2 separate regions of the Homo sapiens genome follow, and region 2 is linked to region 1. A link is a loop called in an ENCODE intact Hi-C map of the cell type or tissue named here. Cell type or tissue: heart left ventricle. All regions are shown on one strand. Links, peaks and the distances in the headings refer to the core of each region. The heading gives the core; the rest is flanking DNA.

Region 1 (16,690 bases), core at 4,708-12,707:
ACAGTGGCCAAAGCTCTGTGGACTTCTCCAGCAATGTTCAGCACCTTGGTATGAGAGCAGGAAAATTACTGGTTCAAGTTGGGGGGAGGGAGGGTTTCCTTGTGAATACAATGGGAATATTCACAAGGAAAATGTTAAAATACACAGGAAAATATTAAAGTGATTGACCATGCACTCTGATCTTAGGATTGAAGGATATGAAGTCATGGAAAGAGATGTGATCTTTCTCTCTAGATCTGTTCTTCCAAAAGGTGGATTCATGTAGTGGTTAAGAATATAGACTCTGGAATTTGACTTTATGCATTCAAAACCCACTTACTACTGGCTGGTGATCCTGAGCAAGTTACTTGACCTGTCTGTGCCTCTTTATTCTCATTTATAAAAAGGGGATGTTAATAGCACTTATCTTGCTGGGTTGTTATAAGGATTAAATGGGTTAGTATACTTAGACCAGAATTTACATAAAATAAGATCCATTTTAAGTATTATCTATTATTCCTCTGGAAGTCTCCATTTCAGTAACTCTATCTCCATTTACGTAGAAGGTCATTATAGCAACTCGGCAGTCATCCTTGACACCATCCTCACTTCCCACACATAATTCCTCTCAATATCAGATCACTTTTATCTCCAAAATTGATGTAAGATCTCACTACTTTTCTATTTCCATTGCCTCTATGTTAGTCTAAAGCACCATCATCTCTCCCCTAGACCGTGGCCATTTTCTCCTAACTCATCTTCTGGCTTTTTCGCTTGCAACTCTAACATCAATTTTCCACACCATAATTGGGCAGTGTTTCTCAACCTCACTACTGGCATTTGGAGTCAGATAATTCTTTGGGGTTGGGAGGGTATCCATGCATCTTAGTGTGTTGAACAACATCCTTGGCCTCTACAAACAAGATACCAGTAGCACCTTCCTTCTCCCCCAGTTGTAATAATAAAAAATCTCTGCAAACATTGCTAATTGTCCTCTAGGAGACAAAATCACCACAGTTGAGGACCATTGCTATAGGAAGATAGTACACAATCCAAAAAGATACAGAATATATATAAAATAATATGTCTTGAAAAAGATCAAAAGTAGAGCACAGATACCCCAACTCTGATATTGGTCCTCTTTCCATTAGGACAAACTCCCTCCCAATGTTTACGTTAAGAAACACACAATTTGGGCCAGGCACGGTGGCTCACGCCTGTAATCCCAACACTTTGGGAAGCTGAGAGGGGTGGATCACAAGGTCAAGAGATAGAGGCCATCCTGGCCAACATGATGAAATCCCATCTCTACTAAAAATACAAAAATTAGCTGGGCATGGTGGCAGGCACCTGTAGTCCCAGCTACTCAGGAGGCTGAGCCAGGAGAATCACTTGGACCCAGGAGGCAGAGGTTGCAGCGAGCCGAGATTGTGCCACTGCACTCCAGCCTGGTGACAGAGCGAGACGCCAACTCAAAAAAAAAAAAAAAAAAAAAAAAAAGAAAGAGAAAGAAAGAAAGAAAGAAAGAAAGAAAGAAAAAGAAACATACAATTTAATACCAACATAAGATGATTCTGTTATATGACAAAAGAGGATTAAGGTAGCTAACCAGCTGACCTTAAGATAGGGAGTTACCTTGCATTACACTGGTGTGCCTATTATAATCACAAAGGTCCTTAAATTACAATATTATATCATATATTATTAATAGTTATAAATAACATATTAGCAATATATTATTATAATCACAAAGAGAAGCAGAAAAGGTCAGAGTGATGCAATGTGAGATGAATTTGACCTGCTGGCATTGGCTTTGAAGATGGAGGAAGGAACCTTGAGTCAAGAAACACGAGCAATCTCTAGAAGCTGGAAAGGGCAAGGAGACAGATTGTTCCTGAGGGCCTTCAGAGAGGAATGCGGCCTTCTGGCCCCTTGACTTTAGCCCAGTAAGACCCATTTCAGACTTCTGAACTACATAACTGTAAGATAATACACTTGTGTAATTTTAAGCCACTAAGACTGTGATAATTTGTTGCAGCAGCAATAGAAAACAAAATACATAATCTCTTTCTAGCTGTGCAGTCTAAGAGTTAGTTAAGTTCTCTAAACAGAAGTTTCCTCATATATAATAATAACAATAATAATAATAATAATACTTAACCCTCGGCTGATTGTGAGAAATAAATGAAGAAATGGAAATAAAATGACCAGATTAGTTCTGGACTGAATTGTGTGTTGCCCAAAATTCATATGTTAGAGTCTTTAACCCCCTATACCTCAGAATTTGACTGTACTTGGAGTTAAGGTCTTTAAGGGAGTAATTAAGGTTAAATTAGATCACATGGGTGAGACCCCAATCCAGTATGACTGCTGTCCTTATCAGAAGGAGAACCACCAGAAATACTTGTGCACCAAGAAAAGATCATATGAAGACACAGTAGAAGATGGCCGTCTGCAAGCCAAAGAGAGAGGCCTCAAGAGAAACCAAGCTTGTCAACACCTTGATCTTGGACTTTGAACCTCCAAAACTGTGAGAAAATAAATTTCTGTTGTTAAGGCCCACTCAGTCAGTGGTATTTTGTAGGGAAGCCCTAAAAGACATACAGCTGGTCATACTAGAGAGTCAATAATACTAATTCTTATTATTACTTGTTCCTTCTTAATAAATATGGAAAATAGTACTACTTTGTGGGATTGCATTAAGGAAAACAGGTGATATAAGAAACCTGGGCTCTCCTTTTGGCTCTGAATCCCTGGCAGCAGCATCTTGCCAAGATACACACGTCACATGTGCTCTATGTCTTTTTTTTGTGTTGGTATTTTCTCTCTTTTGGTTAATGATGGTAGATTGAACACATGTGTCTTTCTTCTGATCCTTCAGTCCCATTAAAAATATTTTGAAAGGGATTTTCTTTTAAAGGTATAAACCTTTGAGAACATGAGAGGGAAAAAAAAGCAAAAAAAAAAAAATCTTTGAAGCTGGAAGACAAAAGGATAAAGGGCAACTGACTCAGCAACCTCAGAACATTGAATCCTCAGCCAGCAGTGAGGGAGGCCAAAAGCAAGCTGATAGGGACCTTAGAGATCCAGGACTCCATAATTGGCAGCATCAGGGATCTGTGAAAGTGTGAGGAGATGGGACAGAAGTGGGGGCTGAAAACCACAAGATCGGTTGGAAATCTATTTACAGTGCACTTAGACTCCTGGATAACCTCTATTGCTTCTCAAAGCTGACAAGTGCCCCTTTCCTTGAAACAGAATACAGAAACTGACTCTCTGGAGACAGTGAACCAAATGGACTCTGGATTGGTGGCCATCTAGCCCCCATTCTGGGTGTAGGGCAGGGATAATGTACTGGAAACAGTAAGGTTTGATGAAAATCTACATATTGAATTCTAAGGACTCCTTATTCCCTTCTCCACCAGGTCCTCAGAAGGCTGGCAGTCTCCAGGCTAGATATGGAGCTGGGGATGGGAGACTCAAAGAACAGCCTTCTTTGAGTAACCTAACCAGTCAAAGAGAAAAGACACAGAGATACTGATGTTGCTGATTGTGACCCTTCTGCCATGAAGCCCCCAGCCCCACTCATGCTCTTTCAAGTCTCTGGTTGGCTTTTTAATATCCTTCTCTTAAATACATGCTGACAGCCCAAGATTGGCAGATACTTGAAGAAAGACTCTACCTAAATGATGCAGACCAAAACTAATCAACAGTGAAACAGGGAATTTGTAGAAAACAGAAACCATATAGGAAAAAATAACTTAAAAGAGAAAAGTAACTATCATTAATCTTAGGAAGCTTTTAAAGCATGTTTTTCAGCAACAATGAAGTGGGCATCCTACCTCTTGGTGACCAACCCACCTCCATCTCTCTGATGATGAGCCCAAGTACTGGATGTGTTCAACTTCACTAGTTTAGACAGGGTCTGGAGTGAGATGGTTCTGGGAAGTGGAGGCAGAAAAGCCAATGGTCTTATTCACATGAACCTGGTCCACCAACTACAGCTGCTAAATCAGGGGATGAGATGAACAGAGGATGAGGGCCTGAGCAGCTCAGTTTCCAGACAGCATGGAGGGCTGGCAGTTCTGACTGCTTTATGCATATGCACTTAATTTGCTTCCCTGGTCCTTCTAAGTGGCAACTCATTAACACCTCCAGGCTGAGGGCTCACATTTTATACTCTAGTTGAATATGCAGTAGCATAATGGAATGTCTACTATGGCTGCCTCTCTGGAAAAGCTGCCCTATTTATTCAGCCACCCTGGAGAAAAGTGGCAGATTTTTTCTTGCAGTGGCAAGAAATACCCGTATGCTGCTTTTAAACACCTTGGAGGTTTAACTTTTTAAATGTTATTCATTTATGCTACTTTGTAACATTATATGTTATATTAATGTTACATATGTAATGATACATGATATTGGGAGGACAGATATTATTATTGTCCTCACTTGGCAAATGAGAAAACCAAGATATAGAGATGTACAAATGATTTGCCTGCAGTCACACAGCTCAACAAGGATGAGGCAGGGAAGTCTACCTTGACTGTAAACCTTGAGTTCTCTCTACCACATCACATAATTATGAATTTACAATTATATTTGCTTGTTTCCATGTGAGTCTAACCCAGTTTAGAACCAGCAGAGGAACAGAAAGATGGTATGGCATTGCTGAGAGTCTGTGAAAGAAGCCATTAAGGTACGGAAAAATTGAGATGTATGACCAATGACATTGAAAACATTAAAAATTTCCTAGAGTGAGATTCTTCTCCAGTAAGAAGCTTGGATGATCTGAGCCCCGGTACTGGGAGTGGGATGCAGAGCTGAGCGCTACAAATGTAGTTATAAGCCGCAGAGTTTCCTTCATCACAGGACACTGATCACGGGAAGTTTGGGGCCGAGTGAGAAATAGGCTTTATCTCTTATGACTACATTCAGCAAGTGGAGAATGATTCTGGGGCAAAGTCCAGGTGCAGCAGGAAAGAGTACCATGATCAATTTGCAGTGTCTGTCGAGGACTCAGGAGGGCTTTGAAAGCTGTGGCTAAGAGTGTGTCATCCCAAGGCAGGAGTCTGTCAGATGCTTCCTCCAGGATGATAGAGCTCTCTGCCCTCCCTCCACTTGCTTAAAAGCAAAACATAGATTTACAAAGGCAAAAGATACCTTGTCCCCTCTCCACCAGGGTGAACACAGGTTAACCACTGAAGACAGCTTTAGACCTTCACCACCTGGAAATGATACCGGAGGGATTTATATTAACAAGCTTTACAAACCAGCCTTTATCTGCCATTTGTTTACCTTTCCGCACATTGCCAGCTGTAGAGATTCAAAGCCCTTTTCCTTTGTCTTGTCACTTCTCTAAAAATGTACTGTTTTTTGAAAATGCTACTTAAGCTGGAATTCAAAGCCACTTCTTCAAGAACTACTCATTCTCTGGGTATCTCTCACATATATGTGACATATGAATGTTAATAAGCTTCTAGTTGTTTTTCTCTTGTTAAGCTGCCTTTTGTAACAGGAGTCTGTTTCATCTGCAAACCTATGGGGGTTACTATTTTTTGCCTACATCACTATCATACTTCTTGTTGTGTGTATGTTAGTGCAGGCATGTGAGGATATGAGTGTTTTGTTGCCTCCTCTTTGCCCCGCTGGTGAAAGAGGGAGTGTTGCCCTAAGACTCTGAGAATAGCCAAGCACACAACACCTGACGTTGGACCCATGCGATTGACAGCAGTTCATTAGTCACATATACTGACAGCCTGGGGTAGAAGGCACTGCATACCCTGCAGGACCACACAGGGGTTATACTCAACAGAATGAACAAACAGGGCTTTGGGAGGCAGGCTGTGTTGTGACAAGGGGGTGAGGTGGCCCCTGATTCCTGTGGGAGGGTGTACTTTGTTGTTTGAATAATTCCATGGGCTGGTAGGGAGGTGAAACCTGTTATTTTAGGTTGAGGGCCAGGTTAATGCAACTGAGCTGGCTGATAGAAGAATCTTCCCTACTGGGTGCAGGGCAAGGGGCACATCTGACAAGAGGAGGGGGACACAAAGTTAGGCCTCCAGGACTCTGTGAGGCTCAAAGATTTCAAGGCAGCTCCAGAAATTTTAAGCCTTCCAATACAGCATGTGTAAAAGGGGGTGAGGGAGATAGTGAGCAAGATGAATAATCCTCGAGAGTTTAGTAGAAAATAAAGAAGGGTAAGCAGATTATTACTTACTATGATAAATGTTAGGGTATGGGAATGTTCCTGTGGGGACCTGTAAGCAGGACATCTAAGATTTGGATTTTGTTTTTGAGGGGATGAGGCCAAGAAAAGTAACATTTTACCAGTGGTGTGCTGGTTGAGAGGAGCTGGCAGTATCCGGGTCTTTCAGACTCCTAAGCCAAGCTCCTCTCTCTGCTATACCAGAATGCCTTCTCCTTCCAGATTTATCACATTTATTAGCACCATGCTTGACACATGGTAGAAATTCAATGAATCTCTTTAGCAGGAATGTATTCCTTAAAGCAAGTCTAAAGGTATGTGGTGAAGCTCAACCAAAGGAAGGCAGGGAAGGTTTAAATCTGTTAGGTTAAGGAAAGGAAGCTAAGAGGCTTTTCTTTTCTTTCCTTTCCTTTTCTTTTCTTTTACTGGACACCTCCTATGTATTTGCAGTCATTCCAGTAGGCACTCAGCAGGGTCTGTAGTTCATTAGGGTCATATTCCACTGGAAAGCACAAACAAAAAAACAACAGAGAACGATGACAAATGGGGATAGGTGCTCTAAGGGAAACTAACTGGTCACAAATATAGAGAAAAGCCGGGGGAGGAGAAGGGGCCCTACTCTGGATTGCATGGGGGAAATGGAGAAAGGTCTTTCTGGGAGGTAAATTTTAAGCAGAGCCCTGAAGTATAAGAAAGACCCTTGAATGTGAAAAGTGGATGGTCCACTGATGCAGGCAGAGGAATTGGAGTGTGTAAGGACTCTGAGGCAATAGAAACTAGAAACATCTGGGAAAATGTGAGACAACTCACATGCCAGGAATGTAGAAAGCAAAGAAGGGAATGGACAAGAAAGAAGCTGCAAAGGTCAGCAGAGATACATAGACCGTGACAAGGAGTTTGGATTTTTTTCTGAATGCAGTGGAAAGGTTGAAGGATTGTAAGCAGAGGCAGTCCATAGTCTAATTTACATTCTAACAAGATCACTCTGGCTGGCATTGAGATAGACATATTATAAGTGGAGGAAGGACAAAGACAGTAGCAAGCAACTGGTGAGGAGGGTGTTAAAGTTAAGGCAAGAGATGCTGGTGGCCTCTTCCAGGTGATGGTGGAGGCGGGAGAACTACATGGTTTTGAGATATCCTGTATTTCAGTGGTGGAATCAGTAAGAATCGCTAGTGAATTGGATGGTAGTTGGAGTAAGGAAGAAAGGAATTCAAAATGGTACCTAGGCTTCTTACTTGAGCAAATAGATTGATGGTGGCACCTTTTTTGGAGATGCAAAAGACTGGAGGAATGAGGTTTGGCAGGAAAAAATCAAGGCTCACAGACAATGCAAAAATTAGTAACTTGCTTAAGGCCACATAGCTAAAGAATGAAAGAGCTTGAATTATAATCAATCCTGTGGCTCTATTTGTAAGTAAATCATTACAAATTTACCATGGTTCAATCTTGGCAAAAAGGAAAATAGATCCATTATGATTTAGAAGCAATTACACGAAGCTGCAGTCAAGCCTTTGCTCTTTTGGAAATAAACATAAGGGGAGAAAACAGGATAAGGATTGCTGTTGATGGACATTTCAGTTGATTTCATATCTTGGCTATTGTGAATAGTGCTGCAAGAGACATGAGGAGGCAGATATCTCTTCAATATGCTAGTTTCATTTCCTTTGGTTATTTACCCAGTAGTGAAACTGTTGGATCATATGGTAGTTCTCTTTAAGATTTAGAATAAAAGGAAGGAAAGAAAAAGTGGACTAGAATCACAGTGGGGCAAAGCCAGCTGTTTCCACAACACCCGTTGCTGTTCGCTACCCCCTGACGGGCTCATACTTCCTAGAGCCTGGGTACTGCATGCCAATGAGGCCACCCTCCCTACACAGCCCTGCTGGCGGCTGCAGCCTCCTGAGTCTGGGCCAAGCTGGTCTGAGTTGGTCCTCTCCTGGCTGTCAGGTTCCTACCCTCGGAAACCTCTCCATGCTCAGCCAATCGCCCTCCCCAGACATTTCTGCCACTAGAAGCCTCAGACACCCTATGATTATCGAAGAGAACCTATGGATGGCCTGAGAGGAGGTAGAGGTCTGTGGCTGTCCACACCTGCCCCCAGACATTACCTTACTGAGACAGAACATTTCCAGAAATGTTAGAGATTGGGAAACAAGTACCAAAATTCACAGAATTAAGGGCAGAACTGAAATAAAAACTTTTAATAGTATTACAATAATGGCTATAGTTTATGGACCACTCATTGATGCCAGATACAAAGCTTTAGTCACACTATCTCTATTAAGCCTCACAGGCACCCCAGGAAGCAGGTATGATTAGGATCCCCATTTTGAAGACAATGAAGGAGGCCAGGGAAATGAAGTCTCTGTCCCCATGTCACATAAGGAGTTGACAACAGACCCAGAATTCAAACCCAAGTCCAACTGAGTATAGAGCCCTGACACTCAGGTTTTGTCTTGTACTAAATTCCTGGCACCCCTGCACCTTGCTCACAGGTCTCAACCCTGATGGCAGCTATATATCACATACTGGAACTTGCCACTTGAATTAACTAGACACTCCCAGTGAAGGTAATTGTCAGTGGCTTTAAAAATCAGAAGCAAACATGAAAACAAGAGTTTCTCCAAAGGTTAATTAATTCAACTCAACCTATCAAATACTTCTTGAATATCAACTCAGTAATAGACACTGGTTTAATTCTGCAGGGAATGTGGGGGATAGCGGGAGGGGTAGACAAGACGCCAGAAAGAGGGAATAAAATAGGAAGGCATTTAGTCCTTATTCTCAAAGAGCTTTTTCTGTAGGTGAAAACATCCAGTGATCAGAACTGGACCTACACAAGTCTTTTAAATAACTTAGCTGGGGGAAAAAAAGTCAGATAAAAATATTATCCAAAATGAACGCAAGCCAGGCTGACATTTCACTGGGCTCAAGTGTCAGGGACAGCGATACATACCCCAGTCTCCCCGGCTCTGCTCTGCCTCACCATGGTAACCGCCAGGGCCCTCATCTGCCAGATGGTTTTTTTATATCCTCTGAGTGTAGCTGGGGAGGAGGAGAAAATGCATGACTGAATGGCTAAAGTACCCTCACTCTCTCTGCAGCCCAGCAGTCCTAGATATGTCTCTCAAAACGAATTCCCTTATAAGCAACACATCTTGAGGAAACTAATAACTCCCACTGTGTATCAGAAAATGACTGTCTTGAGCAGATACAGAGCAAATCCCAAGCATTCCAGCCTGTGGGACAGAGCTGCAATGGTGTATTAGTTCGCCAGGGCTGCTATGATAAAGTACCACAGACTGGGTACCTTAAACAACTGCAATTTCTTTTCCTATAGTTCTGGAGGCTGGAAAATCCAAGATCAAATTGTTGGCAGGGTTGGTTCCTTCTGTGGCCTTTCTCCCCGGCCTTCACATGGCTGCCTTCTCACTGTGTCCTCATATGGTCTTTCATTTATGGGTGCAACCCTGGTGTCTCTTTGTATGTGTCCACATTTTCTCTTATTATAAGAACACCTGTCAGGTTGAATTGGAGCCCACCCTAAAGATTTCATTTCAACTTAATCACCTCTTGAAAGGTCCTATCCAAATATAGTCAAATGCTGGGGTACTCAGAGGTTGACACTTCAATGTATGAATTTTGGTGGGACAGAATTCAGATGGGGCGGGGAGAGTCAGGATCTTATATGGGTGTCCTCCTATAATACCCATCAGGTCCTGGTCCCTTCCTTCAATCATTTGAGGGGCACTTGTTAAAAATTCAGATGCCTAGGCACCCCAGAGACCCATTCACTGGCCTGGGGGTAAAGCCCAGGAAGCTTGGGGATTCCAGAGATGAAAATATCCTTGACCTCAAGAAGCTTCCAATCTAATAAGTTGACATGTACACAATTACACTATAGCATTGCAAATGCTTTTTACTAAGACAGAAACTAGATTAAATGGGAACATTACCTAAACAGTGGTGAAATCTTCCTAACGCAGTCAGAAGGGGCTTCTCAGGGGAGAAGACACTTGAATGGAGCCTTGGAGAAGGCAATAAGAAGGTTCTGCCAGCAGAAAAGACAGATGTGATCATTCTAGAAAGAGGGAAGAGCAAGTGCAAAGGCATGGAAGACTAAAAAGTCTTGGTACTTTAGTAGAACAGTAAATAGCAGTAGAGCTGGGTCTTAGGATAAGGGGGCATAGGGAAGGAGGCCATGGGTAAGAAGCAGTAGAAAATTCTAGAAAAGTCAGTGAGGCTAGGATTATGAAATGGCTTGTGGGTCAAGCCCCAGATTGGACTGGCTTTTATAGAGAACAGGGAGCTGCTGGAAAATTTAAACAGGGAAGTGACTGGTCAGATGTGCATTTCAGAAAGATCATTCCATGGAGGTATGATTCCACCACCTCTCTCCCCCAACTTCCAGCATGACTGCCTCCACTCTTCCTCATGCTCCTGAACCAGCAAACTTCCTTAAAGGCAAATCCCATCATAGCCCTCAAGCAAAATCCTTCAAAGATTTTCCATGGCTTTAAGAGAAAAGGTCAAACTCCTTAATGTATAGGGCCCTTCATGGCTAGACTGTACTCAGCCTCCCCTCCATCATCATCTTTTTTTTTTTTTTTTTTTTTTTTTGAGACAGAGTCTCACTCTGTCACCCAGGCTGGAGTGCAGTGGCGGGATCTCGGCCCACTGCAACCTCCAGGCTGGAGTGCAATGAGGCAATCTCGGCTGACTGCAGCCTCCACCTGCTGGGTTCCAGCGATTCTCCTGCCTCAGCCTCCTGAGTAGTTGGGATTACAGGTGCCCGCCACCACACCAAGCTATTTTTTTTTTGTATTTTAGCAGAGACAGGGTTTCACCAGGTTGGCCAGGCTGATCGCAAACTCCTGACCTCAGATGATCTGCCCGCCTAAAGTGCTGATATTACAGGCTTGAGACACCACACCCGGCGGCCTGCTATCATCTTGAATCAGTGGAAGTTCTCCAATGTATTTTGGGTTTCTTGGCATGTGCTCTTTCTAATGCTCTAAATGTTCTCTCTCTACTACTTGTTGTTCCTTCCTATTCACCCTGCAACACAGTTCAGACATCCCTCCCTGAGAAGACCTTCTTGGTGAATCCATGGTTCCTCACGAAAACATTGGGCTCTACCTATGATTATCAATCGCATTGTATTTTAAACAGTGTATAATTAACCCTTTTTTCACTACATCATGAGCTCATTCAAAGGAACTATATATAGTTTTGTTGTTGTTGTTGTTTTTGAGATGGAGTCTCACTCTGTGGCCCAGGCTGGAGTGCAGTGGCATGATCTCGGCTCACTGCAACCTCCGCCTCCCAAGTTCAAGCAATTCTCCTGCCTCAGCCTCCCAAGTAGCTGGGATTACAGGTGTGCGCCGCCAAGCCTGGCTAACTTTTGTATTTTTAGTAGAGCTGGAGCTTTACCATGTTGGCTAGTCAGGTCTCGAACTTCTGACCTCAAGTGATCCGCCTGCCTCGGCCTCCCAAAGTGCTGGGATTCCAGGCATGAGCTACCATGCCCAGCCCAGAAACGATGTTTGATCTCTGTAATCCCAGTGCCTAGCATAGTACTTGCATATTGTCAGAGCTCAATCAATTAATTAAATAAATAAGCATTAAAAGATGAATGAATGAAGCCCAGTGGGCAATAAGAAACTGGATTCTTCCTGATTCTCCCACTAGTCTACTATGGGACCTGGAGAAATTCATTTCACTTCTCTGGACTTCATCTTTTCCATTTGCATTATAAGGGTATTTGTCTAATCTTGAATCTCCATGCCAATTCTAATATCTTATGACTCCCAGCCAAGGTACCAGCAGCTCTTGCTTTGTTTTTATTTTTGTTTTCCTATTTCAGAAAGGCTTCAGTTTCCCTCACTTCCAGGGGTCTAATCCTTGCCACTTGTCAGCTATGTCAGTCACTATATTACCTCTGATCCAATCCTTACTTTTGCATCTTTCCCAGATTCCTTCCTGGCCTGTGCTTAAGCCATTAGCTTTGCCTTCCTCAACAAACCCTTTTCATCATCAGAGCCTCAAAGCAATTTTCTCCCTTTGTGAAACTTTCCCAACCATGCCAGCCCCTAGAGCTCCCTCCTGTCTAGGCATTGATCACCACAGCAGACAGAGAAAAAAGCTAAAGTATCACTGCATCAAAAGTAAAGGAACAGAGGGGTTATTCATTTATTTAACAAATATTTGTTGAGCAACCTCTGTTTTCTTGTATTGTACAGTTGCTAGGGATACAACAATAAGCAAAATATACATAGTCCTGCCCTATGGAACCCATGTCTCTGCAAATGTTGGACAACAAAAATGACAAATATGAGCACATCACAACAATCTATTAACTGAGGAGTGGGGAGAGATGGGAGAGACTATTACAAAGGGGTCACAAGAAACCTGCAGGGATAGCAAGATCCTCATTATCAAAATTATGGTGATGCTTTTATAGGTTTATACATATGTCAAATATGTAAAATACATGCAGTTTTTTGTTGTCAAGTATACTTCAATAAAGCTGTTAAAAATAAAGTCATCAGAATGAGGATGGAAATAGGATTTTTTGTGTGTATGTGGTGTGTGTGTGTGTGTGTGTGTGTGTGTGTCAGGGGTGGGGAAAACAGGAAATTGGCAGGAGGCTTTTTAAACATTGGAATGGAGAATAAACCTGCAAGATATTTCATCATCTTAAATATCAGAGCTTAGAAGTTGTTTAGGGCCATACTTTCAGTTTCCACTTGGGGATCTGAGGCCCAGAGGGCTATGATGGTTTTCCAAAGGTCCTATAACACATTTCTGGTCATTAATACTATGAATAACACCTACCTTCACTTAAGCAAACACTAAGAACTAGGCACTGTAAGAGGTGCTTGAAGTCCATTATCTCACTGGTCCCCACAATTTCCCATCTAAGTAGACATCATTATTTCTTCGTATGAGGAATGAGAAACCAGGCTTAGCTAAATACCTTGCTGAAAGTCACATGGTTAGAAAACTGAAGAGCTGTGATTTAAATCTAAGTTAGCCTGAGTCCAAAGACTGAGCTTATTTTATTTTAATAGAACCAAACATTAATAATTATCTACAAAGCATTTTGTTCTAAGTAGAAGGTGAATATTATATAAATTTTGTTTTGTAAAACACTGGGCCTTTGGGATGATGAGAATGTTTTGGAACTAGATGGAGAGGATGGTTGCACAACACTCTGAATGTACTAAATGCCACGGAAATGCACACTTTAACGTGGTTAATTTTATGTCATGTGAATTTTACTTCAACTAAAAAAATAGATGTTTAACTTCAGTAGAAGTAAAACACGTCTTTCTTCATCATTAAAATCAGTGAAATAAAGTTATTTCTAGCCCTATGTTTTATTAACAGAGCTATTAATTTGAAAGCCCTCTGGAAATGAGTTTTCTTAAGAGCTGCAGAATAATAATATACAGCAAATTAGAGCACATTAACAGAGCAGGGGTACGGCAGAGAGAGCTCTTAACCGCAGCTAGCCGAGCTTCATGGAGTCAGGTGGGCTGGGAGTTTACCCTCCATATAACCTGGTGGGCCTTTTTGCTGTTTGAAAGCTTGGTTTCCTTAAAGTGAGGGTAGTACAATCTGTTCTGCTTGTCTTAAAGACCTATTGTGAAGCTCATATCAGAGAAATAGCTGGAAGCTATTTGTAAATCTAAAAATTGAGACAAAATTGAATCATTATCATTATCGGCAAAACACCGTAATTTGAGTGAAAAGCTCCTTCATTGCAGGGTGCCTGGTAAAGAGCAGAGGTGATGTTCACAGCGCATCTAAGGGAATCTGACAGGCTCTGTGGCCGTGAGTCTGACAAGCTATCACTCTGACAGGCTCTGTGGCTCATTTGTTCAATGTGATACAGCAAAAGTGATACTGTGCCTGTTGCTGGTGTCAGTAGTTAAGAAACTGGAAGCTTCTAATTTCTGTCTCTTTTGGTTGGTCTGGGGAAAGCCAGTCACCATGTAAAAAGTCTGACTATCCTAAGACCCTCCTGATATGTGGAAGCCCAAGCTAGCCATGTGGAGAGGCTTGGTAGACAGAGAAAGAGATGCTGTTCCAGCCATTTAAATCCAAGCACCTGATATGTGAGGGTACCACTTTGGACATCAGCAGATGCAATGTGAGGAAAAATGGAGGAACTCAGCAGAAAGTATAACTGAAGCCCTTGACAGACGGCCCTAGTTGAGCTAGCTCTCCTAGTTCTTGGGGCCACCCCAGCTAAGGCCCCAGTCATTGTGAAGCAGAGATGAGTGCACTGCCTAAATCCTTCCCCACAGAAGCATGAACATAATAAAATGGTTGCTGACTGACTCCACCGACTTTGGGGGTGGCTTATTATGCAGCAATAGATAACTAGAACACTGAGAGAGCAGAAAGCATAGGGGTCATAGAAAAAGATTAAATTTGATTCCAGGCTCTTCCACGTACTTATTGTGTGCTCTTGACCACCTTAATTACCATCTTTGAGCTCAGTTTCCTCATCTATCCAGTAGGAATAATCACACATACATTGCAGGATTCTTGTAAGGAATATACAAAGTGTATGCAGACTTGCAGCTGTGAAGAGCACTTAATAAGTGGTAGCTATAAGAGATACCATTTTAATTCTTGCTGAGCTTTCAGTCCTCCTTCATGGAAAAAAGTAGAAACATTTTTGGGAACCTTGCTGCAATTAATTTTTTAGTCTGATTTCAGTTGAATGTAAACAAGCCACCAGGTTGCTTTCCTAGTCAGAGCCCTTTGCAAGGACTGTGTCCTGCTGGCAGCTGCTTTTCCCTGGGGGTGGCACCTCCCACACCCCCAGCATGCCTCCCAGTCCTCCTTGTCCCATGTCCCTTTGAACCTGAAGCTCTTTGTTAGATATCCAGGGCTGGAGTACCCCAAAAGGCTTCCAGAGTTAGGAACTATAGGTCAGGATTACAGTGTGGAAGTTCAGTCCTTTTGACCCTTCTAGCTAATTAAGCTCCTGGCTGAGAGTCTGGCAGAAAGAAATGAGATTCTGATTTGCAGCCAGCTTTAAACTAGAAACTCTGGCCAATCAGTTCCTGTGTCACAGTTGTCAGTCCTGGATGGGGCCGGCCTGGATCTTTGGCGATGATATTTGGCCAAATATCTGCTCAAGCTTTCTCCTCTGTCCCTCCATTTGCTTTCTCCTATCATAGCTGCTGTCTGGCAAGGGGACAGTGTGGGAGAGCAGGCTGATAGCCCACCCTGCCTCACCCCCAAGGCTCTTTAATTTCCTGTCCCTCCAAAATCCAAGCAGTCTCGTAGGACCTGTTTAGAAAAACTGATTTATCAGTTCCAAATATCAACAGCAGTATTGCAGGGGATCAGGAGCAGCCAGGCTAAAGACTGGAAACGTGGCTTCTTTCTAAGTGTATCTATTTAACCAGCCAGACGTTCCCTCACTTCTTGTTTCCTCCTCCTATAACAAAGTAAAATGGGGAAAAGATGAGGAGCTGAGGGAACAGAGAAAGTGAGAGAGACCACCCCTCTTGGGCCTCAGGCCTTGCTTGCCGCAGACACTTGAGGGACCTGAGTGGCTGTGAGCAGCCCGAACTGCCACCCTCTCAGATAAAAGGTGTCATAGTTGGCCTCTGCCCTATTAAAACAGCAGTGAAGCACTGCAGTCTTCACATTTATTTCCCCCTCTTCCTGTAAACACAGTAACCCCTTAATTAGTGCCCAGCCGTCTCTGACATCAGACAGCAGCTCTCCTATGGGCAGCAATCCATTTAGCATCAGCTAAAACCGGCCTGGCTTCCAGGAGCAATTTGGGACCCCAGACAGCTTTCTCTGGAAAGAAAGAGCCAGAAGGGAGCCACAGCAGTGAAAAGAGAAAAATGTTCACATCAGCAGACCACAGCTAATTTTCTCAGGAGCTGCTGGCTGTTCACACAGCCCTGAGAGTAGCACAGGGTCATGGGCAGGCTCACTGTGAGGCACCCCTTCCCTCTGCATCTCCTTGAAGGGAACTCACATTTATTGAACCAGGGGCCTTAGAGAACCCTATTACATGTGTCCGCTTTTATCTCCAGTTTGTAAAGGAAGAAACTGAGGCTCAGAGAAATTTTCATCACATAGTATATTTGTTTCAATTAAGAAAAAAAGAAAAACAGTATACCACAAACTGGGCTACTGAAAACAATTCAAATTTATTCTCACAGTTCTGGAGGCTACAAGTTTAAAATCAAGGTGTCAGCAGGGCCAACCTCTCAGAAACATCCAGGGAAGAATCCTTCCTTGTCCCTTCTAACTGTCCACAGTTGCCAGCAATCCTGGGTATATCTTGGTTATAGTGGCATAACTCCAACCTCTGCCTCTGTCTTCACATGGTCACCCCCCAACCCCAGCACCATCTCTGTGTCCAAATTTCCCTCATTTCTAAGGACACCGGTCATTGGATCAGGGCACACCCTAGTCCTGTGTGACCTCATCTTAATTTGATGCACCTGTAGGGACCCT
Region 2 (16,690 bases), core at 4,820-12,819, 70 kb after region 1:
AAAGGGTGGCAGAAGGGCTTATTTTAGAGCTTGGTGAATTGGTGCCACCTAAAGAAGGGAATTCCACTGAATGCCCCAGTGGAGAATCATTGCTCAGGGAAACGTGGAAGAAGCACAGAGACACAGACTCAAGGACGTGTGCAGTGCCTTACTGGAGGTCTTCTGACTTTTTTTCTCTCTCTCTAGTTGCTTCCTCTAACATGCTCTCTTTTGTCTTTTTTTACTTTAGCCTTGGGACTAAGAAGACAATACATTCTAAGTAAACCCTATTAGCTTTTCCTCCCTGACACCATCTCACTGAAAACGTCTTTCACCCAGAGCACTGCTTCTGGCCTGGATGGGACTTTTATCCTCTTTCGTCTCTTTCTGAATTTGACTGAGTTGACTTCTCTCTATCCAACTCTTTCAAGAGGTTTAATCCAGAGATCTGGTCCTCTTTTCCTCCCTTTCTTCTTTCCCCGCCAGATCACTTCTTTGGGATGGGGATGTGGAAGAGGAGAAGAAAAGAGCTGAAGGGGCATCACATTCTTGCTTCAGACAATTTCTTAGGCTTAAGGGACAACAATTCAGCTCAAATTTTCCCCATGCTCAAATTTTCATTTCTATTTGGAGGTGCACGGTCTTAGAGATTATGTTGCAGACTCCACAATTCTGGCAGGTAGCTGTGGCTTGCAAAGCTCTCTTTCTCCAGCTCCATCTCCTCTGTGGGCACCCTCTGAAGTGCCAGCTACCCTGTGGACACTGAAGGGTGAGGGAACATACCATTCTCCCCATCTCCCTTTGCTAGTACAAATCTCACCAGGTCTAATTCAGTCCTACCTTTCCTAAGAAGGCTTTTGGGACCTCCCGAGCCAGAAGTGATTTCCCCTACTGTGAATTCCTGTGGCACTTAATGTCTGTATCACTTAAATGGCCCACCATCTCTGTAGTCTGTGAAGAACTGTCATGACTATCAGAGATGCTCGCAGACAAGGCTGTATGCACGTGATCAGACAAACATCTCTACCTTCTAGGTGCAATGCTAGGCATAGACAATGCAAAGATGATCAAGAAATGGTCCCTCCTTTTGTAGGCTTTTATAATCTAGGAAGGAATACACAAATTTAGCCACATTTTCTCTCTGTACACAAACCCCCTGGTTGAATCGAAGGGTGGAAATATTATCATTTGGTCCTTTTGGGGTTGATCTCACCTAATTCCTGAACTAGTAGGTGTGACTTGGGACCTTTGATAAGGTACATGTTACCTTAAGTCAGGGCAGTTTTTAGATTAATTCCTTGAGACAATTAGTTTCATGGGATAATTCCTCATGGAAATATTCCCTACTTTCTTTTCTTACCACAATAAAAAATATCAACTGGGAATGGTAGCTCATGACTGTAACCCTTTGGGAGGCCGAGGCCGAAGGATTGCTTGAGCCCAGAAGCTGAAGGACCAGTGTGAGCAACAAAGTGAGACCTCGTCTCTACAAAAAATTTAAAAAGCAGCTGGGGGTGGTGGCACGTGCCTGTGGTCCCAGCTACTCAGGAGGCCGAGGTGGGAGGATCACTTGAGCCCAGAAGGTTGAGGCTGCAGTGAGCTATGATCTCATCACTGCACTTCAGCCTGGGTGACAGAGCAAGACCATGTCTCAAAAAAAAAAAAAAAAAAATCACACATACAGAGCAAACAACCATCACAACATCATACTAAAATACAGCTTAACAGAAAATGTTTTATAAGATATATATTTCACATTAAATATGCAAACCACATCTAAACACTGAGAATCCCTGGGTGATCTGTTTCTAAAACTCACTCACTCTGCTCACAACTGCTACCCTAACACTCATAACAGTTGGACCCACTTCCAAAAGCTGGGGTTTCCAAGTTTCTTAGCTGTTCTACCTCTGCTGTATATGTGTTGATTTTGATTCTCTTCAACCTGTTGTAGAAGCAGCTATATCAAGATTTTATGTTGCTCTTACCCACAAGATGCTCCAAGTATTCAGGTTGAGCAGAAAATACCCACTGCGTCTAGAAAAACTGTGCCTCTGGATCCTCCTACTTTTAAGTCTCTTCCTCCACTTTTCAGTTTCTCTCCCTTTGGTTCAGAACTTTAAAGTCTGTGCATATTCTTTTAAAAGGTCATGTCACTGGCTAAAACTCTTCCTTTTCTGTTCCATCTTAGATATGTTCACTCTCTTTTCTTCTTTACTTGTGCTTAAGAGTCATTTCAGGTTAAGCTTGGGCCATTCTCCCAGCCTATTAATTTCAAAGGATTTGTCTCTACACATAGCATCCCTATAAGATGGCCCCCTCCCACATAAATCCCTCCTGTTCCAGCCCTTACTCATTTGTCTCCAGTTCTAAGTTATCCCTCTGGCACCAGAATTCCTGTGGGGCATTCTGATTCACTCATAGTACTTACTACTTTCTGTCTCCATTTAGAATTACTCAGCCCCATAGCTGATATCCCTATTATATTAAAAAGTCCCTGGGAACAGGATCTATGACTGACTCATATTTCTATGAGTCAGTACCTAGTACAATGCCTGGCTCATAATAGGCACTCAAAAATTTTCGTTGAATGAATTGATAATGAAAAGATGGATGGATGGATGGATGGATGGATGGATGGATGGATGGATGGATAGATGGTCAGGGAACGTGAGGCAAAATGAAAAAACTTTGGAATTAAATTCAGAAGAACGGAGTTCAGATCCAGTTCTACTCCCCTCTATATGACCTTGGATATGCCATTTTACCTCTTTGGATTTCAATTTCTCCATAAGAAAAATGAAAATATTGAGAGCTGCCATACCTAAGGTTGTTCTGAAGATCAAATCAGGCAATTTGTGAACTATAAAGAATCTTAAGAAAAATACAAGGAATCAAGTGGTGATTTGCAACCTTTCCACATGAATTGTATGTAAGGTATTTAAAGGCATCTAGATTATTTCTTAATTTGTATGTGTATACTTCCCTCCTATTACACAACACTGAATGAATGTTCTGGTACCATCATAAGAACACCATGATCCTAAGCATTGTGTTAAATACTCACAATCTTTAAGCTGAAGACTGAAAATATAAAGACAATTAAGTACATTACCATAAACCACCCTCATAAATTGTACTCCCAGTAGCAAGTAAGAATGAATTTTGAGAATTAGGTGAGTTTACAATATTGTTATCTTATATTACAAATAGATTACAACATCTTACACCACAAATTTGTGTTGAAAAGCATAAATTGTGTTTTACACTGTATTGCTTTTCTCCTTCCTCCTTGGCAAGAGTTTGATGCTTTGCTTACCATAGAAAGAACAACATGCATGTCATATCTCCCAGGCCTTATCAGCCTAGAGAGGAAGTAGGGACATGTAACCAAGCAGTAGTTCTCTGGCTCTACCTGTGATTTCCAAGCTTAGAGGACTTTTAGGGGACTTAAGCAGATACTCCCTTCTGCTCAGATCCTAGGTCTCTGGATCACTGTGCTTTTCTGCCATTGCTGGCTTGGCACCCTTCTCCTCCTGGAGTACACAACTGAAGTCCAAATGGGTGTATCTCTTACACACCTGCTGGTGACTCCAAGGATCACTAGGATCTATGTTGCAGCTCCTGGGAGGTAACCCAGGTCCAGCTCACTGACTAGTCTTCCATGATTCTATCCTTCTGAAATGTGGCCACTTCAAGCCAGGTGGAAAAATACTCCTTACCTCCAAGGCAACTCTATTCTTGTTTCCACTCCCCTTTCCAGGTCTTGGGCAAAAATTCCTGGAGCAAAAGCAAGAACCCACAGAAGAGTAAGTAAGATACGCCCTATTGTAAGTATCCCCCAATAGGGATCATTTGTCCATATCCAAGCCTGCCTCTTTCAATGGCCTCTTTTCTTAAATTAAGTTCCTTCACATGAAGATCCCTGGACAAGTGGACATACCCCACATGGACCTATCCTTCTCAATATACGAACAAGCACCAATGTATGTGTATACCTCCCTCCCATTATACAACGCTGAAAATGGGTTCATTATGTTTCAACTGTGCTAAGTAAAGGCCTTTATTCAAAGCAGATTTCGTAAGATTTTAGACACAGTGCCTTTTTAAGAATCTGCCCGTTTTCCCCTCTCGTGGGTGGAGGCATTACGGCACAGTGTTCAAGAGGATGGACTTAAGATCCAGAATGCCTGAATTCAAATTTCAACTCAACCTTGAACAAGTTTCTTACCCCTCTAGTGCTAGTTTCCTTATGCTTAAAATGGGTCTTTAATAACATATATCTCATAATGTTGTTTTGAGGATGATCAAAATTGTTTGTAAACTGGATCATAAACCAAGCCTCAAATAATTTTGAAGTAATGAATTATTCAAAGTGTGTCCTCTGGAATTAAGTTAAAAATTAATAATGTAAAATTACTTGCTTGGAAATTAGGTAACCCATGGCTCAAATAGGGTGCTCAAGTTTTCCCCACTTGTTTTTTTTCTGTTTTTTGTTTTTTGTTTTTTGAGATAGTGTCTCACTCTGTCACCCAGGCTGGAGTACAGTGGTGCAAATCTCAGCTCACTGCAACCTCCACCTCCCGGGTTTAAGTGATTCTCATGCCTCAGCCTCCCCAGTAGCCTGGATGACAGGTGCGTGCCACCATGCTCAGCTAATTTTTATATTTTTAGTAGAGACAGGGTTTTGTCATATTGGGCAGGCTGGTCTCGAACCCCTGACCTCAAGTGATCTGCCCTCCTCAGCCTCCCAAAGTGCTGGGATTATAAGCGTGAGCCACTGGGCTGGCCCCCCACTTGGTTTTCTAATATGCACTTGTACCCCTCAATTATCAGTAAAAACTGCTGAAGGGAAAAAAAAAGTTGCCCAAGTAGGGAACCTAATCAAGTATAATCTGAGTGAGAAGGCTCCCTTACCCATCACATGCAGAAAACTGAGTGAAATAGGATACTTACAATCATTGCTTGGGCTTCTTTAATCATGTAGAAGCATATGTTCACACTAAACATGAGAGTCACTCCTCTTACTACACATATTTGCACAAGCTCACAACTAGGGCGTGAATTTCTATAATCACTTTCCAAGGAAACAAGCACGTTTTGCAGATTCCTAAAAATGAGGGTTTATAAACAAAGCACAGTTTACCCAGTTCATGCTTTTCTGTCCAATAAATATGGGAATCACAAGAGGGAAAAATCAGGAGACTAAAGATGCTATTTCTGCTTCTCAGATTTACAGACTGGAGGCCTTGCAGGGCAGAAAGGTGCTATCTGACTCACCAGTGTGCTAGCTGGAGGACTGTTTAAATTTTTCCAATTTGCACTTGGCTGGGACCAGAACATTTTGTATTTGCATCCGTGCCCAGCATTTCTGTCACCACATATGATAAGGATATATCTCCTAGGAAACACGAGAGATTGATGATAAAAAGTGAATCATCACCCAGGGTTATGAATTAGCCAATCCTATTCCACACAACAAACATTTACAGAGCAATTATATTTAGTTAGACACTGGGCTAGGGCAACGGTGCCACTAAATGTAAACATCCAGGTGGCTCATTATAGAGAAAGCATTGAATCCTCACATCAATTTCACAGACAGGCTGATATCACAGATAAGACATGAACAATGGACATGGAATTGGAAGGCCTGTGTCCTAGTCCTAGCTCTGGCACTTCTTCACTGTGCATCAGCAGGTTAAGTTTGTCACACAAGGGAAAAAAGAGGAAATCATGCCTAATCCATGTCCAGCCATTTTCAGTGAGATAATGCATGTGAAAGCTGTTTTAGTAAAGTTGAGGAGGTTATTTGTGTAATACTGTGAAATGATCTCCAAGAAAGTATTGTTAATTTTTTTAGAAAGGGGTACAGAAAAAATGCTCAATTTTTGTAAAAAAAAAAAAAAAAAGATAGAGAAAGGAAGAAAGCAAGAAAAAAAGGAAGGAAGGGAGGGAAAAAGAAGGAAGGAAGGAGAAAGACAGAAGAGAGAAGGAAGGAAGAAAGGGAGAAAGGAAGGAAGGAAGGCAAGAAAGAAAGAAAGAAAGAGAAGAAGGAAAGAAAGAAGAAAGAAAGAAGGAAGGGAGAAGAAAGAAAGAAAGAGAAAGAGAGAAAGGGAAAGGGAGAGAGAGGAAGGAAGGAAGGAAGGAAGGAAGGAAGGAAGGAAGGAAGGAAGGAAGGAAGGAAGGAAAAAAGAAAAAAAGAAAGAAAGGAACATCTACGTACTGTTAAATGCATAGAATATGTTTGGAGGTAAACACAAAAAACCAGTAACACATTGCTAATCCCTGAGAAAAGCTACAGTGTCTATAATAATGAGAGAGAATTTTTACTATATATCATTTTGAACTTCCAAATTATGAACCATAGGAAGTCATTAACTATTCAAAAATAATATTCAGTTTTAAATAGATTTAAATATTAAAACAAGTATTCCTAATATGCTGAGTTTTCCTGTGAAGATCAGTGCTCTCAGTATACTGCAAAATTATATAAGTAGACTTTAGTTATTAATGTAAAATCAGTATATTAATCATGATAGGAAAACTTATTTACTAGCAGGGAACAATACCTTGACCCAACAGAGTCAAATCTCAATGGTACAGTGTCAGCTTTCAGAAATGACACAGAGGCCGGGCGCGGTGGCTCACGCCTGTAATCCCAGGACTTTGGGAGGCCGAGGCGGGCAGATCACGAGGTCAGGAGATCGAGACCATCCTGCCTAACACGGTGAAAATCCGTCTCTACTAAAAACACAAAAAATTAGCCGGGCGAGGTGGCGGGCGCCTGTAGTCCCAGCTATTCGGGAGGCTGAGGCAGGAGAATGGCATGAACCCAGGAGGCGGAGCCTGCAGTGAGCCGAGATCGCGCCACTGCACTCCAGCCTGGGCAACAGCGAGACTCCGTCTCAAAAAAAAAAAAAAAAGAAAAAGAAAAAGAAATGACATAGAGCAGAAGAGACAAATTTTTGGTCACAGCCCTTCAGGAAACCTTAAGTTTTACACTACTAGAAGTCATGGCCAGTGATGATGCTGGGGTAGACATAAGCTAAGCTCTTTTCAGCTCCCTTCTTCAAATGACTCCAAAGGAAACAGGAAGTACATGTTCAATAGTTGGTTGGATGAATGGATGGATCATCCACTCTCAACGGCTTATAAATTCAAAATCCATTAGTTCTAGTCTTTACTCTGAAATGAGAATATGGGACTGAGGCTAGAAGTATAACAGAATTCGTGGTCTTATGAGTCATTGAGGGTCCCTGTCTGTGTTCCCCAGCTCTGAAGCACTCTATTGAAAACTTCACAATTCCTGAAGAATTTCTGAAATGTCCCTAGGATAGATGCTGACTCTAATTGGAAAATTCCTTCACCCAGAATCTCCCTCTTTGATTTCCCATCTACTATTTTACTGCCATTTATTTAGGTCTTCTTTAATTTCCCTCGGTAATGTTTTATAGTTTCTATTATACAGGTTTTGCACACGTTTCTTTTAATATTTAGTATTATTTAGGATTTAGTATTTAGTTTTATACATGTTTCTTTTAATATTTAGTATTATTATAAATATATTGATATTACAAATGGCATATTTTATTTCTAATTGTGTGAGATTCATTTAATTTTATATATTAACCTTGTATTCTGCTACCTTGCTGAATTCACTTAATAGATTCAATAGTGAGAGCTTTTTGTAGATTCCTTTGTATATTCTATGTACACAATCATGTCATTTGTGAATATAGTTTTATTTTTTCTTTTCCAATCTTTTGACTGTTTTCCTTACTTTATTGTATTTGTAGTGCTTTAAATACATCATTCTGGTAGACATCATTTTTAATAAGTCTGCTATAATTCTTATTGTTCCCTGGAATGTTCTCTGAATTCATTTGGAATTTTCTCTTTATGCTTATATTTTAACAATCTGACTATGGTGCACGTAAGTATGACTTTCTCTGTATTTATCCTGCAGGGGGTGAGATTCGTGGATTTGATGATTAATGTTTTCCATAATAAAAGTTGGAAAAAGTTTTGGCCATTATTCATTTTGAATAATTTCTACTTACTTTCCTTAAGTTCACCGATCCTTTCTTTTGCAGTTCCCATTCTGCTGTTAAACAAATCCGATTTATTTTTTCTCTCAAAGAGTGTATCTCTAGTTCTAGAATTTTCATTTGGCTTTCTTCACAGTGTCCACTTTCTGCTGAGACTACTCATCTGTTCACCCATTCTTTCCTTCTTTTTCCTATAGTTCATTAAACATATTCATAAAGGTTGTTTGAAATTCTTCTCTGCTAGTTCTAACATGTGGATCATCTATGGGTCTGCTACTGACCATTTTGGTTTTTTTCTCCACATGTCTTATTTTTTATTGTATATAAAAATATAGTGGAGATTGTAAGATTTGATTTTTTTTCTAGTGCGTGCAAGCTCTTTCCTATGTCTGGTAGCTAAGGTGAGGAAGTGAGCATCCAGTATTCACTCAGCATCACGTTTCACTGGGATAGGCCTCAGCTTTATTAAGATTGAGCTTACCTTAGTTAGCCCAGTCCCTAGTTGTGCTGTAGCTGCAGCAGCAGCTACCTAACTTCTTTGCTTTTATTAGCATTTGAGCCAGGGTGGCTGGGTTTCAGTTCCATCCTTGGATTCAATGACTGCAGTCTCCTGGTTCCAGGAACCATGGAAATAATCCATGAATTCCTTCTGGTTTTCAGTTCTGCCAGTGCCGTATTAGTAGCAATTCAGGTAGGGGTTGAGGAGAAGCATCCGGCTGATCATTCAGGGCACTTTCAGAGTCCAGTGTCATACTTGCCCCACCATCACCAGTAGCTTGATGGATGTCTCTTCTCCCCAGCAAAGTCTTTTGATCTTTGTCAACTTTCTTTCTTCCCACTCATACCCAGATCCAGAGTTCGCCACCTGGAAACCCCTGTAGCTCCCTGCTTGCCGGTGAAGAACGCTTCTCTGTTGAAGTCAGTTCATCAAGGCTTCCTTACATTTACTCTTTGGTAGTCCCGTTCATACCTATGATCTTTGTTTGATCCTGGAGTTACCATGGGTATAGAAGGTTCCTATTTTTACATCTAACCAGAAGTAGATATTATACATATTTTCTCAGTCTAGAGATCCTAATATACAACTATTCTCATCTTAGAATCTATAAAATGTTTACGTAGATATAGATATATAGATATAGGTGATGTGTAGCTGAGCACTTACTCTCTACAATTCACTAAGGTGACTGACTTATTATTCTTCTTCTATAGATAAGGAAACTGAGACATGTAGAGATTAGATAACTTGCCCAGGGACCCCTAGTTAATATCCAAAAGGGCAGGGATTCAAAGTCAGGTAGTCTGATAATAGAACTCACTGTTATCCCCATGTTACACTGAGACATGGTGTCCTCATGATGGAAAGGTTAATGGCCACCACTCTAGAAGCACAGCTCACTTATTTAGCCATCATCTGTAGAATTTAATCTACTAGCTATTTTTTCCCCATTTCCAGGCTGATGTGTTATCCTGGCTGAGAACATTATGTATTTCATTAAATTACACTTTCTTTTGCACAAATCAATACAAAACCAATGATGATTTCTCCAAAAACACACACAGCATTACTGTTCCAGGTCTGTACTTTTCTTCTTCAGCATCATATCCCTGAAAGCTATAGAAGAATCACTTATTTTAACAGGAATGAACCTTTCTTTGTGACACTAATTGAAATATTGTTTGTGTTTCAGAAAATGGCTGAACAGAAAATGTGAAATGTAATTTGCTGGTGCCTTTCGCAAAGTCGCTGTCCACCTTAGGGATGTTTGGCTAGACATCTTTCGGCTCCGTTTGCTTAATTGGAGATTCAGTCATTGGATTTTTGTTGAGGGGGTGGTTAATGCCTTCCGCTTACCATGCCCTCTAGCTGCCCTGTTTAAATCACCCATCAGTCTATTTTGAACTTCTTCCCAAAATCTTTCCATGAGACCTGCCTGCTTTGAGATTAGAGCTGAAGCTGTTGTTCCTCTTGGTGTCAGTTACTTTAACGGATTTCAAATTGATATCCCACTGTGTCATTTTTATGAACAGTCATCCTCCATTCAGACAAGGCCCGCATCTTCTGGCCCTGCTTTATGCCAATAGCTTCATCTCCATTCCACTGCAGCCATCTCCTGACTCCCATGGCCACACCCAGGCCTCAGCATTACCGTTGCCTTGATTTCACCACAAAAATATTAGACTTCAAAATCTCCCAGCCTCACCACAATGTCATGAAATTTTACCTGTAGACCATAAAACCGTCCCCAAACCTTCAAGGATTCAGTATTCTCAGGACCTCACTCCTCATCTGGCTTCACTTTCTTTCCTGTCCAACCTGGATCCCAAGATCAAATTCTTCAAACCCATTGACAACTGTTTCTGCAGTTCCTCTCTCAACTATCACTCTGCTCCATCTGCTTGAATGGCTCTGAACCCTTCGGGAATCCAGCAAGCCTGTGCCTCTGCCTCTGATCCCTGACTGCCAAGAGTAGAGAAAAGCACATACCTTGCAGATTCATGACTTTGTCAGCTGAAGCCTCAGCTCATGAATCCCTTCACTGGACCCTAGTAAGTTCCCTTTTCCACTCACCATAACTTTAACATGGTCATATTTCAGCTAGGATTGTATTTGAGTACATATCACTGAAACCCAAATAACAGTGGTCCAGATATGCTAAAAGTTTATTTCTCAATCAGGTTGAAAGAAATTCAGAGGCTGACAATCCAAGTGTGCTATACAGGTACCACAAAATCATCAGAACCTAGTATATTTTTGCTCTGTCATTCTCAGCAGATGGCTTCTATCCTCAAGATGATCTCATGATCCAAAATGGCTGCCAGTGCACCAGTCATCATTTTCACATTCTAGACAGCAAGAAGGTGAAATAATAACAGAGCAAGTAGGGCACACTGAAAGCTGAGTTATCTCCACTTAAGAAGCCTTCTCGCAAGTCCCATACAGCACTTCTGTTGACATCCCACTGGCTGTAACTTAATCACATGACATTTTGTTGTAAGAAAAGCTGGGAAATGCAGTCTTTTAACCATGCTTGTTGCCAACCTAAACAAAATCAAGGCTCTTACAAGGGATGAAGAAGATAACGTATTTGGGTTAAGCCTCAAAAAGTCTCTACCACATATCCTTAGCCCCTCTAATCCCACACTTAATGCTTCTCATTTCAATCTGATGATTCAACCTTTTCACTAGGAAAGAAACCATCAAGTCTCAAATCTTCTAATATTGCTCCTTTTGACTTTCAACTTACTTGTTTATAGAACTAGCCCTCATTTCCTCCATTTCTGTGTCAGAGGAAGAATTGTCCCTACTCCTGCTCAAGGCTAAAACTTGTGCTATTAACATGTGCAGTTTATTATATGTCAAGTATACATCAATACAGCTCTTTTTAAAATTTAAAGATTTTAAACTCATAAGCTTCTTAATCCTTTACCATCTGTTTTCCATAGAAACTCACACTTTCCACCATCTACTCCCTCCATTCCTTCAATTCTTTCTTCCCTTCATTTCTTGAACATTGTTTTTTGTTTGTTTGTTTGTTTGTTTTTGTTTTCCTTTCTGGTTCTCCACCTGCTTCTTTGACCACATTTGTTCTGTCAATGTTTTGTATTAGTGTATTTTGGAGACTTCTCCAGACTCTTTATTTTGTCCTCTTCTATTCTTGGTTTCCCAGATATTCACATCAATGATTACAGTTCTATTAGAGGAAATGTTATGCTCCTGTCTTCATGTTTCAGGATAAAGAACTTCCATTCCCAAGAAAGAATAGTATTGAAAGAACCCTACTGAATGAACCCCTCCTTTCTCCCATGGGAGAAGTAATTTATCTGACTCCTATTTTTACATAGTCCCTTATAGGGGAGAGGTTGAAATGTTAAAGTCCATGGTTCCCATGTGGCCTGTCCTCTCTCTTTTTGTACCAGCCTGCCTGTGGAAATCACAAATTCTGCTCTTCTCTATATACTACACTGAACTGTAGGTCTGAGGAATAACAGGAATAACTTTAGTAATTTTAAATCTGAAGAGAGCTTTAGGAAACCCCACTGTGGCAACAGATCTAAGCCAGCCTTGTTACTATTGAAACAGATATATTGATCTCCATCTATTGGTATTTGTATTTATTTCTGTCTTGGTCCTTAACTCAGAGAGAGAAAGAGAAATATGGTCTAATACTCCCTTAAGCCCCAGTGGGCCCCAACAACCACATCTGTGCCAACTGCTCCCAGGCCCATCTCTCTGGTCCTGAATTATTATATTTTCAGCTGACCATCTGACTGTCCTCCTCACCCATCCCAGACTTCTGCTATATTATTTTTTGTTTGGCTGGTTTTAAAACATTGAGCTTTATGTAAGCATGATTTTTGAAGTTACAAAATGTATGTCTTTCTTGAGGCTCAAAATTATTAAACATTGGAGAATTGTGTAATTGATAGATTACAAAGTCGAGGAATCTCAGGGATAGGAAGAGCTAAGGAGTCATTTTTTCCATATTCTTGATCTTGAAAAATGGCACAAGTATCCACTCAGTCCCAGGAAGAGGACAAGATGAATGGCAGAACCTCACAGCAGCCTGAAACAAGAATTGGAAGACCATTAAGAACCCAGGTAGCTGCCCTTGTCTCCTTCTAAATTTTCTCATTATTCCAGGAGATATTCCCATGCCCTTCTCGTAAGTACTCCTTTTTGACTTCAGGTTGCTTTAGAAGATTTATATTACTTACAAAAATCATCTGATATTTATCACATTCTTTATACTGTTGATTATTTTCTAGGTTGTTCTTGAGCATGAAACAAATAAAGCACATATTTTTAAGTATAAAATAACATATCCACATTATCCTGCATTTACTTCCTTTTTTTCTCTCCTTCAGATTGCCTGTCCGCACCGCAGAATCTGGAAAACTTAAAAGCTGCATTTCCAGATGTTTTTGCACCTAGGGTGTAGATACAAATTTTGTCCCACCAAATAGATGCACTTGTGCAAAATACAGAAGGCAGAAATGAGGTAGAGGCCTTTTCCCTGCCCCTTTTAGACTGGTTTTCTTCTGGCCAACATTATCTTGGAGACAGGAGCTATTTCTATAGCAAGGTTGCAGTGTCTATTATCCAGCTTCGTTGTGTAGAAAGTAGTGGCAATAGAGGCAGTGGGGATTGTAGTTTCTTAATCTGGCTTTCTGATCCTTGAAGGTGTCATTCAGATTGTGCAATGCAGGTCTTGACTATGGGGTGGTGAGTTCTTCTACTTCTACTCAAAATTTCCAGGGGTAGCTTCAGAGATGGTAACTTCCATAGGGGTTAGGAGTTGCTGTGTTATTCTTGGAGTAAGGATTTTTCTCCTCCCACCTTTCCAATGACTTTTACTAGCAGCTAATTTCCTGCATTAAATCACATCTTGCATAAAATACCTAAAGTGGCTCTTTTTCCTGCACTGAACCCTAACTGATACACTATTCTATTTTCTATCCCCAGCATTAGCAAGGTTAGAATAGGATATGAATCATTTTCATGGCCAGAGACCCAGGAATGCCCAAATCCTGTTCTGCTTATCTTCCCTTCCACTGGAGTTCCTGGGGGAGCTGTCCATGAAAGGAATAATAAATAAAAATCAAAATACCACTTATTACTAGTTTTACGCAGGTTAACACCAAATGCAATGCCTGGTAAAGGTTACAATGGGCCCTTTGACCCCAAATGTCCATCTGAACATCTTATTGCTTTGGCTGGGATAGGCAGGAAGAACTGGTATAGGCAGTTGAAGAGAAGGTAAGACAACAGAGTCATCTAGAATCTGCTAATTCATCCAACTGTGAGAAGGAGGAGGGAAAAAGAAGTCTATGCATTTTAAGGTACAGTAACCTTGCTCACTAGTCCACATGGCTCAATCTACAGTCCCAAACTCTGACCACTCAAACTAACTTCTCTCCCCATGGTGGGAACAAACAAGGAGTTGAGAGAAGGGGGTTGAGCATGGAAAGAAGTCACAGGGTATATGAGAAGGGGCTGGCCAGGCAGAGCAGAGAGGTAAGAACTATTGAATATCCTCCAGTATGTGTTAGTCTCTTCTTCTGCCCCATCATGGGTGTTTTGATGAAGTGTATATTTATTTACAGTTTTGTCTGTCCCTTTGAAGTTACTTGCAGAGCTAAGACTTTCCAATTTGTACAAGCCTGTAACAGGTGAAAGTGTGTGTGTGTGAAGGAAAAGGAAGGAATGGTGATGGGGAAGCTGACCTGTGGGAGCAGTATTGATAAGTCAGAAGGTGTTGATCAATATCATCAAATGTGTATTAACTTTTCATTTTTTTATTAATACACATTGGTACATATTTATGGGGTATATTAGTCCATTCTCATGCTGCTAATAAAGACATACCCAAGACTGGGTAATTTATAAAGGAAAGAGGTTTAATTGACTCACAGTTCCGTTGGGCTTGGGAGGCCTCAGGAAACTTACAATCATGGTGGAAGGGGAAGCAAACACATACTTCTTCATATGGTGGCAGCAAGGAGAAGTGCAGAGTGAAGTGGAGGAAAAGCCCCTCATAAAACCATCAGATCTTGTAAGAACTCACTCACTATCATGAGAACAGCATGGAGGTAACCACCCCCATGATTTAATTACCTCCCACTGGGTCCCTCTCATGACATGTGGGGATTATACAAACTACAGTTCAATATGAGATTTGGGTGGGGACACAGCCAAACCATATCACGAGGTACATGTGATATTTTATTTACATGCACAGAATGTGTAATGATCAGAGTGTTTAGCATCTCCATCATCTTGAGTATTTATCATATCTATGTGTTAGGAACATTTCAAGTCCTTGCTTCCAGCTATTTTGAATTATTGCTAACTATAGTCACCCTACTCTGCTATTAAACATTAGAACTTATTCCTTCTAGCTAACTGTATGTTTTCACCCATTAACCAATCTCTCTTTATGCCCCCACACATATCCACACACTTTACAGCCTCTTTTAACTATCATTCTACTCTCTACCTCCACGAGATCCACTTTTTTAGCTCCTGCATATGAGTGAGAACATGTGATACTAGTCTTTCTGTTTCTGGTTTATTTCACTAACACAGTGGTCTCCAGTTCCATCCATGTTGCTTCAAATGACAAGATTTCATTCTTTTTTGTGGCCAAATAGTATTCCATTGTGTATATATACCACATTTTATTTATTTATCCATTGATGCACACTTAGGTTGATTCCATATCCTTGCTATGGTGTGAGTTTTTAGGATTAATTGGCCTTAATGAAAATACTAGTAGACCCCCTTCTCACTACTGCACTTGACTAATCTTAAAAAAAAAAATACGGGTGGGGGGAGGGGGGGAGGGATAGCATTAGGAGATATACCTAATGCTAAATGACGAGTTAACGGGTGCAGCACACCAGCATGGCACATGTATACATATGTAACTAACCTGCACATTGTGCACATGTACCCTAAAATTTAAAGTATAATAATAATAAAACAAAATAAAAGAATGTTTTCATATAAAATAAATGTAATCATAGCAGATGTAAAGCAAAGAAAGGGAACAAAATAAAAAAAAAATACTACTAGAAACGCTACTAAACTACACAGATTTTTCTGGGAGGAAGAGACTGAGAGCAGAAATCCTGAATGTGCTTTCAATAGATTATTTGACTTAACCTCTCTGGAAGAAAATAAGTGACATGAACTTTAAAATGTTCTGAGTCTACTCTGTACTCTGGAAACATCTCAGAGTTTTTGCCATCTCTAAAGAGCTTCCTGACCCAAACAAATCAACACCAGCCTCTACGCTGGTAATACCTACCTCCTTAAGACATCTCTGCATATTCTCTTTATTTTTGCCTGCACTAAAGAAAAGAATATGTCTTGCTGAAAGTGAAGAAGCTACACTTCCAACTTTTTTAAAAAAAATCAAGTTGACCCTGTATTAAAATAGACAGGAGTAAGTTCATTATCCAGGAAATAAAATTCTGTTTTGTTTACCTTATTGATGGTACTGTTTGCATTGTTGAATGATCTTATGGACTCAAGTTTACAGCCAAGTACTTAACTAGCACTCTGACAACATTTAGGGCCTTACATTAATACTGTCCTTGAGAATATATTCCAAGAATTGTGTCATTTCTATAAGAGATGAAATTCCTTGGGGGCAAGAACTGTCTCATTAACACCTACATCCTTCACAGCATAGTTGTAACATAGTGGACCCTAGAAATGTAGATGAATGGAGAGATGGTGAAATGGATGGTTAAACAGATGGCTGCACAGATGGTTGGATGGATAAATATGTTATTTTTGTTATCTCAATCAACACACTCCTTTGGAAGGGCTTCAAGATGAATCTGTATAATATTTAATTCTGCTGAAAGAGAGACAGGAGTAAACATGGTTATAGTAAAACTCAGACACAACAGAACAAAACGAATTAATATTAAAGTTTTTTAAAACTTTACATTTTGAAGTTAAATGAACCCTACTTAAATGTTTTGCTTTTTATAGTTTAGAATCCTCTTTTCCATTCTTATCTTTTGTACCCTCAAACTAATGCTGTGTTAATATTAGCTCCAAGAAGGGTGTTAGAACATAGTTATGCTCTAGTCTAGAAACTAGCTACACAAAGTATGGTCCAGCAGAGCATCCCCATCTCCTA

Evidence for each region. Hi-C counts contacts between places; a loop is a spot of excess contacts. Peaks named below come from ENCODE experiments on the same cell type or tissue, not always from the same donor. Only the 100,000 strongest peaks of a DNase experiment are listed, where the experiment ranks them.
Region 2: a loop joins it to region 1, with 3 times the contacts of the local background. A loop is called at or near these places in 4 of 110 quality-filtered maps.

What each region holds. Positions count from the first base shown.
Region 1 is chr1:67,938,653-67,955,342 of GRCh38, reverse strand. All of the region lies in intron 1 of GNG12-AS1 (GNG12, DIRAS3 and WLS antisense RNA 1), which reads right to left. It overlaps LOC124900403 (a long non-coding RNA gene), which reads right to left and starts at 1,192. Exons shown (of 3, transcript XR_007066162.1): 1 at 1-1,192. In heart left ventricle, for the core only: no CTCF peak of the experiment used is centred there; a DNase peak (open chromatin) is centred at 8,072; H3K27ac peaks cover 1,719 bases.
Region 2 is chr1:67,869,060-67,885,749 of GRCh38, reverse strand. All of the region lies in intron 1 of GNG12-AS1 (GNG12, DIRAS3 and WLS antisense RNA 1), which reads right to left. Among named protein-coding and RNA genes, the nearest start is that of GNG12, 44 kb to the right of the region's middle. In heart left ventricle, for the core only: no CTCF peak of the experiment used is centred there; no DNase peak of the experiment used is centred there.